Regions from separate parts of the Homo sapiens genome. Here region 2 is linked to region 1. Evidence: read pairs that join two places in POLR2A ChIA-PET (ENCODE). Cell type or tissue: OCI-LY7. All regions are shown on one strand. Region 1 overlaps MAPK1 (mitogen-activated protein kinase 1). Region 2 overlaps YPEL1 (yippee like 1).

Region 1 (5,000 bases):
AAGGAATGAAGGAAATTGGGGAAAAAAATCAGAATTAGGCAAAAACCACAATAATAAGTTTCAGACAAGACCCATGGATGGATGCTAAAATCAGTGAGTAAAATTGATCACAGTCTCAGAGTACATCCCCTAAGATGTCTACGATAATAGTCGTAAAAGGATAAACAGGCAGATACCACCACCTTAACCAAATGATTAACATCTAAGACACAGCAACATCATGAATTCTCAGATATGATGTGCTGAGAAGAGCACAACACACTTAAAAATGCATAATCTCATTCTAATCATGAAAAAACTCAGACAAGTCCAGGTGCAGCGGCTCACGCCTGTAATCCCAGTGCTTTGGGAGGCTGAGGCGGATGGATCACCTGAGGTCAGGAGACCAGCCTGGCCAACATGATGAAACCCCATCTCTATTAAAAATACAAAAAACTAGCTGGGCACGATGGCAAGCGCCTGTAATCCCAGTTATTTGGGAGGCTGAGGCAGGAGAATCGCTTGAACCTGGGAGACAGAGGTTGCAGTGAGCCAAGATTGCGCCACTGCACTCCAGCATGGGCAACAGGGGCAAAACTCCATCTCAAGCAAACAAACAAACAAACAAAAACAAAAAAATCAGACGAGCCAAATGCAGTGGCTCACACCTGTAATCCCAGCTATTTGGGAGGCTAAGGCAGGAGGACTGCTTTAGCCCAGGAGTTTGAGGAAGACCCTGTCTCGAAACAACAAAAAAAACCCTAAGAATAACTGTCCTAGACTGTGTGTATATGTGTGTATGAATTGGGATTTTATTTTGTAAAGGACCCCAGGTGATTCTAAAGTTCAACTAAGATGGAGAGTCACTGCACCAACCCTTTTCTTCTCAGCTCACTTTGTCCTGGGCCCATATCTCATGGTTTTGGGTCTACTGTGGAAGTACCTTCTCTACAGAACAAAGACAAAGCAATAGAACCCAAATTCTTCCAATTCCCTTTGGGATCTATTCCCTTCTTCTCCTGCCTACCAGTATGAACTTCTATGGGATTATGCTGATGAGAAAAAATAAATTACATTTAAGTGACTGATACCAAAAACTGGAATTACTTCACAGATGAGAAACCTGGTCCCAGATACAGTGCACCTTCTGGACCTCAGTATCTTCAATTTTAAAATCATTGTTTTGAATCTGATTTCTAATTGTTAAGCTGAAGTGTTTCTTTAAATTTTTAAGTTGGTTAAAATGTGTGTGTGTGTGTGTGTGTGTGTGTGTGTGTGAAAGAACCTGCTCCCTCATCCTCAACAGCCTCATCAATCTCCACCCATTACCCATTTTTATTAGTTGCTTATCTTTCCATTATTTCCTCATGCAAACACAAATACATATTAATTTATTTACACGTATTAGAGTAAAGTGATTTCTAAATCTGAAGAGGCATCAGACTCATCCAGGGAGCTTTTTAAACAAGTGGACACTTAGTTTCTATTTTATACCTATTGACTGAACAAAACCCCTGGAGAGTGGAGCCCAGAACTTTGACAAAGTTCTCTCAGGCAGTTTTCTGTGACAGACACCTCTCAGGGTACTTACCCCAGCCCACATCACCTTTACCCAATAGGGATCTGTCCCCTTTTGTCTGTGCTGTTGAGAGTATTGCTCCTGGCCACAGCTGATGAGGTACTACCCAGCCCAGACAAGAATCCATTCTAAGGTAGAGCTGGGCCAACTAGCTCCTCTTCTCAGACAGCCTGGAGCTGGAGCACAGAGACTCCAAGGGGCCAGGCTGGCTGGCAGAAGAGTATCTGGTTGCATAACTGGGAATGCTGGGATGGGCCACATGCACCCAGACTTCATTCTGCAGAGAGGAGCCAAGTAGTAGACAGATCTGGACTGCAGAAACAAGGCCTGCTGCTCCACAGAGAATGACAGAGGCACTGCCTTGGTTCTCAGTGACTTCCCAATTCTTCAATCTAGTCCTCCATTCCTCAGGTCTTCAGTAGGTTTTCTGGAGTGAGTGAAGGCAGCAGGAGTTTCAGCAGTCGTCCTGCAGATCATCTGTTACTCTGAATATGCAGTGGGTGAGTGTTGTGGGCGTGGCTGTTATCTGGGGGCAGGTTGAAAAGCTGCAACACTGCCACTGACTCTGGCAGTTATTTCTCTGTCTAGGTCTTTGCTTGTGTTTGGAACAGATGTATTTACTGCTCAAGAGTGCAAATGAGGAGACAATATGGGAAGAAAAGAAAAGAAATTTCAGAAATAAGATTTCCACTGTAACTTGAGAAATAAAAAATTTGAGTAATTTCACAAGAACTCATAATTCTGCTTAACTAGTATTCCGTAGGATGACAGTGGCAATGTGGCAGCTTTTCAACCTGCCCCCAGATAGCAGCCATGCCCACAACACTAACCCACGATACATTCAGAGTAACAGATGATCTCCAGGACGAATGTTCAAACTTGTGCCGTCTTCGCTCACTCCCGAAAACCTACTTAAGTGATAGAGTATATTTGAAGAAATAACCTTCAAACTATTCAACTTTTATTTTGGGTCAAGATACAAAGCCTTGGTCTTGGAAGTCCTGAAACCTGAATTCAAGTTCTTGTATTGTATCACAGCTCTGTGCTTGTAACCTCGGGCAATTATCTTAACCTCACTGAACCTCAGTATCTTCCTCTGTAAAATGTAAAGAATACTTATCTCACATATAAGGTTACTTGGATGAACAGGTACGTGAACTTGTTTCATAAATTCAATACAAACAGTGTCACTGCCATCTAGATTTTTATCACTTTCATCTCCAATCTCACTTTTTTCATTATTTTAATATAATTTTAAATAATTACCTTTTTTTTTGAGATGGAGTCCTGCTCTGTCACCCAGGCTGGAATGCAGTGGCGCAACCTCGGGTCACTGCAACCTCCGCCTCCCAGGTTCAAGCAATTCTCCTGTCTCAGCCACCCAAGTAGCTGGGATTACAGGCACCCCGCAATTTTTTTGTATTTTTAGTAGAGACAGGGTTTCACCATGTTGGGCAGGCTGGTCTGGAACTCCTCGCCTCAAGTGATCTGCCTGCCTTGGCCACCCAAAGTGCTGGGATTACAGGTGTGAGCCACCGCACCTGGCCCTTAAATAATTAAATTTAATAATCATTATCATTCTTATTCTTTTTGTTGATAACTGTAAACTCTGCATTAGTTTTCCTTATATTTCTTTTCCTTTTTTTTTTTGGAGACAGAATCTCGCCTTGGCTAGAGTGCAGTGGTGCAATCTTGGCTAACTGCAACCTCTGCCTCCCGGGTTCAAGTGATTTTCCCCCCTCAGCCTCCTGAGTAGCTGGGATTACAGGTGCCCGCCACCACACTCAGCTAATTTTTATATTTTTCAGTAGCGACAGAGTGGTCAGGCTGGTCTCGAACCCCTGTCCTCAGGTGATCCACCTGCTTTGGCCTCCCAAAATGCTGGGATTACAGGCGTGAGCCACCAGGCCTGCCCAGTTTTCCTTATATTTCATTAGGCATAAAAATTATGAAGCTGGGTGCGGTGGCTCACACCTGTAATCCCAGCACTTTGGGAGGCCGAGGCGGGTGGATCACCTGAGGTCAGGAGTTCGAGACCCGCCTGACCAACATGGCAAAACCCCACCTCTACTAAAAATACAAAATTAGCCAGGCATGGTGCTGCATGCCTTTAATCCCAGTTACTTGGGAGGCTGAGGCAGGAGAATCACTTGAACCAGGGAGGCAGAGGCTGCAGTGAGCCAAGATCGCGCTACTGCACTCCAGCCTGGGCGACAGAGCGAGACTCTGTCTCAAAACAAAACAACAACAAAAACAAAAAACAAAAAACTCTATCTATCTATCTATCTATCTATCTATCTATCTATCTATCTGCATGCTAATTTTTAGAACATGATAACTACATAGGACTTTAAAATAGTTAAAAGTCCTACCATAGAGTCGAGGTGACTTAGCCAGTCACCCAAAAACAGAGCTAGGATTAACCCTTATTCATTCTTCTGAATTCTATGTTCTTTCCATTATACAAGAATGTGCCCAGAAAATCCTACACAACAGAACTCTGGGAAGAGCTAAGCTGAGAAATGGTACAGAATGCTGCCTTCAAAACCCAAGAAAATAAACACATTATAAACAAAGAACAAAGATAAGACTCAACTGCAAGGAACACAGCAAGCAAATTTTAAAGGGCAGCCCAGGAAGGAGCTGAGAGTGTTAAGTACAAACCATCAAGGCTCAAGAGAAAAGGAGATGGCTTCACAGAATCAAAAACCCACAAGAAGTCAGGCATGATGGCTCGCACCTGTAATCCCAGCATTTGGGGAAGCTGACGCAGATGGATGGCTTGCCCCTACCAGTTTCAGACCAGCCTGGGCAACACAGAAAGCAGTCTCCATCAACACGAAACATTTTAAAAATTAGCTGGGTGTGATGGCTCCTGCCTGTAGTCCCAGCTACTCGAGAGGCTGAACTGAGGGAGGAAGGGACCCAGAATCACCCAGCTATGATCACTGCAGTCTAGCCTGTGCAACAGAGACCCTGTCTCTAAAACTAACTAAAGAAATAAATAGCAGGAAGAAGTAAAAAGAAAGATCTAGGATGCAGGAAGAGAATGAGAAGACACATACCCGGACCCAGCCAAAAAAATAAAAATCAACAATGATTACTCTCGAAATTGATGTTATGAAATCAATGCCAAACAGTAATACATAAATAAATAAATCCTGATACAAAATAGTAAAATGCATGCAGAAATGTAAGCAAACAAGAGTGCAAAAGAATACCTGCACACTCAGAGTCAAGTAGGGCTGGTTCTACATTGTTAAAGGACACAGAGGCTGGCTGCTACACGCTGGGGGAGGGAAGAAATGGAGAGTGACTGCTCATGGGAATGGGGTTGCTTTTTGAGGTAATAAAATGTTCTGGGATTAGACAGTGGTGGTGGTTCCAAAACTTTGTGAATATATACTGAAAACAACTAAATTATATTCTTTTTAAAGGTGAA
Region 2 (5,000 bases), 130 kb before region 1:
CTAGGCCCAGCTAATTTTTGTATTTTTAGAGATAGGATATTTTAGAGATAGGGTTTCGCCATGTTGGCCAGGCTGGTTTCGAACTCCTGGACTGAAGTAATCTGCCTGCTTCGGCCTCCCCAAGTGACGGGATTGCAGGCGTGAGCCACTGCGCCTGGCTTACATTACAGTTTATAATGGAGGCTGTCATTTAAAAATGTCTTAGGTGAGCTGGTAAGAGATGCTCGCTCAATACCACTCCCACAAAGGAAACCGCATATGTCATACATGATGTACGCTGTCAGATTTTCATATCTAAATTTCATTGGAAAGAAAACAGGAAAGCAACATTTCTGTATAAAACAAAGATGGTTTTGTATTGGCAGGCATGAACCACCATGCCCAGCCCTTTTTTGGGGTTTTTGACCTAACAAAGGCAAAAGGCTATGAGGAATGTGACTGAAACACGATTTGACAATATCGAAGTGGAAAAAGCACACACTATAGGACCCAGCAGTCCCACTTCTAAGAATTTACTGTAAACAACAAACCAGCTTGAGTGTATAAGGAAATGTGACAGGAATGGTCACAGGTTACAGTGTTCATAATTAGGAAAACAAACAACAACAACAACAAAAACGGGCTGAGGCAGGAGGATTGCTTGAGCTCAGGAGTTCGAGAGCCATGATTACACCACTGCACTCCAGCCTGGGGGACAGAGCAAGAACCTGCCTCTAAAAAACATAAATAGGCCAGGCGCGGTGGCTCACGCATGTAATCCCAGCACTTTGGGGGGCCGAGGTGGGTGGATCACCTGAGGTCAGGATTTTAAGACAAGCCTGGCCAACATGGAGAAATCCCGTCTCTGATAAAAATATAAAAATTAGCTGGGCATGGTGGAGGGTGCCTGTATTCCCAGCTACTCAGGAAGCTGAGGCAGGAGAATTGCTTGAACCTGGGAGGGGGAGGTTGCAGTGAGCCAAGATCGCGCCATTGCACTCCAGCTTGGGCGACTAGAGTGAAACTCTGCCTCAAAAAAAATTTTAAGAAAGGCTGGGCGCGGTGGTTCATGCCTGTAATCCCAGTACTTTGCAAGGCTGAGGCAGGCAGATCACAAGTTCAGGAGTTCAAGACCAGCCTGGCCAACATGGTGAAACCCCGTCCCTACTAAAAATACAAAAATTAGCTGGGCATGGTGGTGCGTGCCTATAATCCCAGCTACTCAGGAGGCTGAGGCAGGAGAATTGCTTGAACCGGGACCCGGGAGGCAGAGGTTGCAGTGAGCCGAGATCGCGCCACTGCACTCCAGACTGGGCTACCGAGTCAGGCTCCGTCTCACAAAAAAAAAAAAAAGAAAAAAAAATTTAACCTGGAAGTCAGGTACTCATCCATAAGTGAGTAAGCAACTGCATCCGCATATGGGCCTCATGCAGGGGATGGGAAGGTAGGAGCAGATATGGAAAAACAGTCATAGGCTAGGCACCATGGCTGTAATCCCAGCACTTTGAGAGGCCAGGGTGGGTGGATCACCTGAGGTCAGGAGTTCAAGACCAGGCTAGGCAACATGGCAAAACCCTGTCCCTACAAAAAATATAAAAATTAGCAGGGCATGGTGGCTGTGAGCCTGTACTCCCAGCTACTTGGGAGGCTGAGGCAGGAGAATCGCTTGAGCACGAGAGGTGGAGGTTGCAGTGAGCTGAGATTATGCCATTGTACTCCAGCCTGGGTGACAGGAGAAGCCCTGTCTAAAAATAAATAAATAAATAAATAAAAATAAAAATAGTCATAAAAGTCATAAAATACTAAGTGAGGAAAAGTTAGCTGTAAAGTGAGTGTCATTTGAGCCCTTTATTTAAAGTGAAAAATGTGTTTCTATTAAAACAAAATAAAGACAACAGATGCCAAACTACTAACAGTGACATCTCCAAGGAATGGAGCCGGACAAGGCAGGAGGAAGAAGCAAGTCTCCTCGTTTACACATACACATTATTTTAATGTGATTATGTGCAATATTATATAATTTAAAAAAAATTAAAAGGACCTGGCACAGTGCCTCATGCCTATAATCCCAGCACTTTCGGAGGCCAAAGTGGGAGGATCACTTGAGGCCAGGAGTTCGAGACCAGCCTGGACAACATGGTGAAACCCCCTCTACTAAAAATACAAAAAATTAGCCTGGTGTGGTGGCGCACACCTGTAGTCCCAGCTACTCAGAAGGCTGAGACAGAAGACTTGCTTGAACCCGGGAGACAGAGGTTGCAGTGAGTGGAGATGGCACCACTGCACTCTAGCCTGGGCGACAAAGCAAGGCTCCATCTCAAACAACAACAACAGCAACAACAAAAAACAAGAGCCCCCAGTTGTCCCTGGTAGACTTCTCACCTGAGCATGAACTAAACCTGTGTTTTAAGCTGTTGAGATCTGGGGAGGCTCTTTTTCCTCAGCATTCAGGCTTAAAAATGAGTATTCCCTTAAGTGGCATTCTGGGATTAGGAATATTATTCTATGTTCAGTTTAACTAATAATCATCTTATAGACTTTTCCCACATCCTCATCAGTCTTCAATATTCTGGACTGAATTTCCTAATTCTCACCTACTCTGAAAGTCCTTATTTTTAAATAGGGTTTGGCTCAGAGACAAGAGCAGCTCTGTGATTCAGATTCAGAGCTGTCTTATCAGAGTTGGCGCCAGCAAACTCCTCCTGTAAATTAGGGCCAGGAGATAAGTAGTTTAGGCTTTGGAGGACATATGGTCCCTGTTCTAATTACTCTGTAAACAGATGAGCACAGCTGTGATCTATTAAAACTTTGCATAAACAGGTGGTGTGGCAGATTTGGACCACAGATCAGAGTTTGCTAACTAAATGGAGCCTTCTAGTAACCAGAGCTGCCTACAGCAGCAACAGGCTCCCTCGAGCCAGGGGATTCCTTGTTAGTGACAAATACAAACTTAGAGGCTGTGAAGACAGTGCCTCTCGCCTCGCAGGTACTGGATTCTGTTCTGCGTGGCAGGTGTTCTCGATGGTCTCAATGAATCCTCATCAGAATCACCACGGAAGGGAGAAAAGCTCACTCTAGTCGTCATCTTGCCACCTCGCCCGGCCCATCACCCATGGAGGCACGAGGTCTGATCCTTCCTGGTGGCCTGTGTGCTCAGAGAGCTTAGTTCTCAGCACTTTTTTTCATCCTGAAATGCTCATTTGGCACCAAATGACTTCTGAGCAGGCTTCTGCCTTTTTTTTTTTTTTTTTTTTTTGAGACAGAGTCTTACTCTGTCACCCAGGCTGGAGTGCAGTGGTGTGATCTCAGCTCACTGCAACCTCTGCCTCCCAGGTTGAAGCAATTCTCATGTCTCAGTCTCCCAAATAGCTGGGATTACAGGTGTGTGCCACCATGCCCAGCTAATTTTTTTGTACTTTATTAATAGAGACAGTGTTTTACCATGTTGGCCATGCTGGTCTTGAACTCCTGACCTCAAGTGATCCACCCATCTTGGCCTTCCAAAGTTCTGGGATTACAGGTGTAAGCCACCAAGCCCAGCCAGGCTTCTATTCTTGATACAATTTTTTTTTTTTTTTTTTTTTTTAAGACAGAGTTTCGCTCTTGTTGCCCAGGCTGGAGTGCAATGGCGCGATCTCGACTCACTGCAACCTCCGCCTCCCAGGTTCAAACGATTCTCCTGCCTCAGCCTCCCAAGTAGCTGGGATTACAGGCATGTGCCACCACACCCGGCTAATTTTGTATTTTTTTTAGTAGAGACGGGGTTTCTCCATGTTGGTCAGGCTGGTCTGGTCTCAAACTCCTGACCTCAAGTGATCCGCCCACCTCGGTCTCCCAAAGTGCTGGGATTACAGGGGTGAGCCACCACGCCCAGCTGATACAATTTTTAAAACAGCTCATTGATGACCTCCAGGCTGTTCAACAGAAGCATCTCAAATTCCTTTTGACCATGTAGCAAGGAACACACCTGGCATGCTTCCGAAACAAAACCATGCATGGGGCCGGACATTGACCACCTCTCAGTGCTCAGGTCACCTGCTTAGGTCATGGCCAACACACAGGTGTCACGGGGCTCCACAAGGCCACAAGCTTCACTGCCCCTACCCAGGGGCCCAGAGCAGCTCCGCCTCTCATTACCTCATGTCATTTTACACACTAAGCCTACCTCAGAAAACACCGAGGAAATGGGGTGCCTGGCTCCTTCCACTTCTCACCTCACACTTCCCAGTGCACACAGGAGCCCCAGAGGCAATGAGAGAGCAGAAACTCTGCCTCGTTCAACAGTTTCTATCTCAGATGATGAACAGAAATGAGGAGCCTCTCACTATTACCTACTGAAAATACAAGCAGGTAAATGTTCTTCTCTTGAGTTAAACAGGAAACCTAAGAGATTCCTGGCTGGGCGTGGTGACTCACACCTATAATCCCAGCACTTTGGGAGGCCAAGGCAGGAGGATCGCTTGAGGCCAGGAGTACAAGACCAGCCTTGGCAACATGGTAAAACCCTGTCTCTACAAGAAAAAATAAAAGTAAATAAAATACCTATTTAAAAAAAGAAGAAAAGATTTCTGAAAGGCACAACTTCCTGACAAACTTTGTTCCCAAAGTGGTCGTGACCTGTGAAGATGGGGAGACGTCATGACCTGAGGATGGGGGGAGGTCATGGCCTGTGAGGATGGGGGGAGGTCATGACCTATAAGGATGAGTGGAGGTAATGATCCGTGAGGATGGGTGCAAGTCATGAATTGAGCATGGGGGAGGTCATGACCTGTGAGGATGTGGGAGGTCATGACCTGAGGATCGGTGGTCATGACGTATGAGGATGCGGGGAGTTCATGACCTGAGGCTGGGGGGATGTCATGACCTGAGGATGGGTGGAGAACACTGTCATTCCGACTGAGCATCAGCTCCTCCATGATGTTTGGCCTGTTTAAATGTTCACAACTGGTTGATGATCAACGCCACACACTGCTAATGAGGAGCTCAGCACAGTAAGGAGGGGCCAGGGGATCTTGTTTACA

What was found. Peaks named below come from ENCODE experiments on the same cell type or tissue, not always from the same donor. Only the 100,000 strongest peaks of a DNase experiment are listed, where the experiment ranks them.
Region 2: POLR2A ChIA-PET joins it to region 1 with 28 read pairs; 4 of 35 experiments call an interaction of 5 or more read pairs at or near these places.

The regions. Positions count from the first base shown.
Region 1 is chr22:21,830,744-21,835,743 of GRCh38, forward strand. The region is part of intron 1 of MAPK1 (mitogen-activated protein kinase 1); the gene reads right to left. Among named protein-coding and RNA genes, the nearest start is that of MAPK1, 34 kb to the right of the region's middle. In OCI-LY7, no CTCF peak of the experiment used is centred here; a DNase peak (open chromatin) is centred at 4,308; H3K4me3 peaks cover 1,435 bases; H3K27ac peaks cover 1,669 bases.
Region 2 is chr22:21,705,119-21,710,118 of GRCh38, forward strand. The region is part of intron 2 of YPEL1 (yippee like 1); the gene reads right to left. Among named protein-coding and RNA genes, the nearest start is that of YPEL1, 28 kb to the right of the region's middle. RefSeq lists an enhancer at 4,925-5,000. In OCI-LY7, no CTCF peak of the experiment used is centred here; a DNase peak (open chromatin) is centred at 2,823; H3K4me3 peaks cover 463 bases; H3K27ac peaks cover 1,177 bases.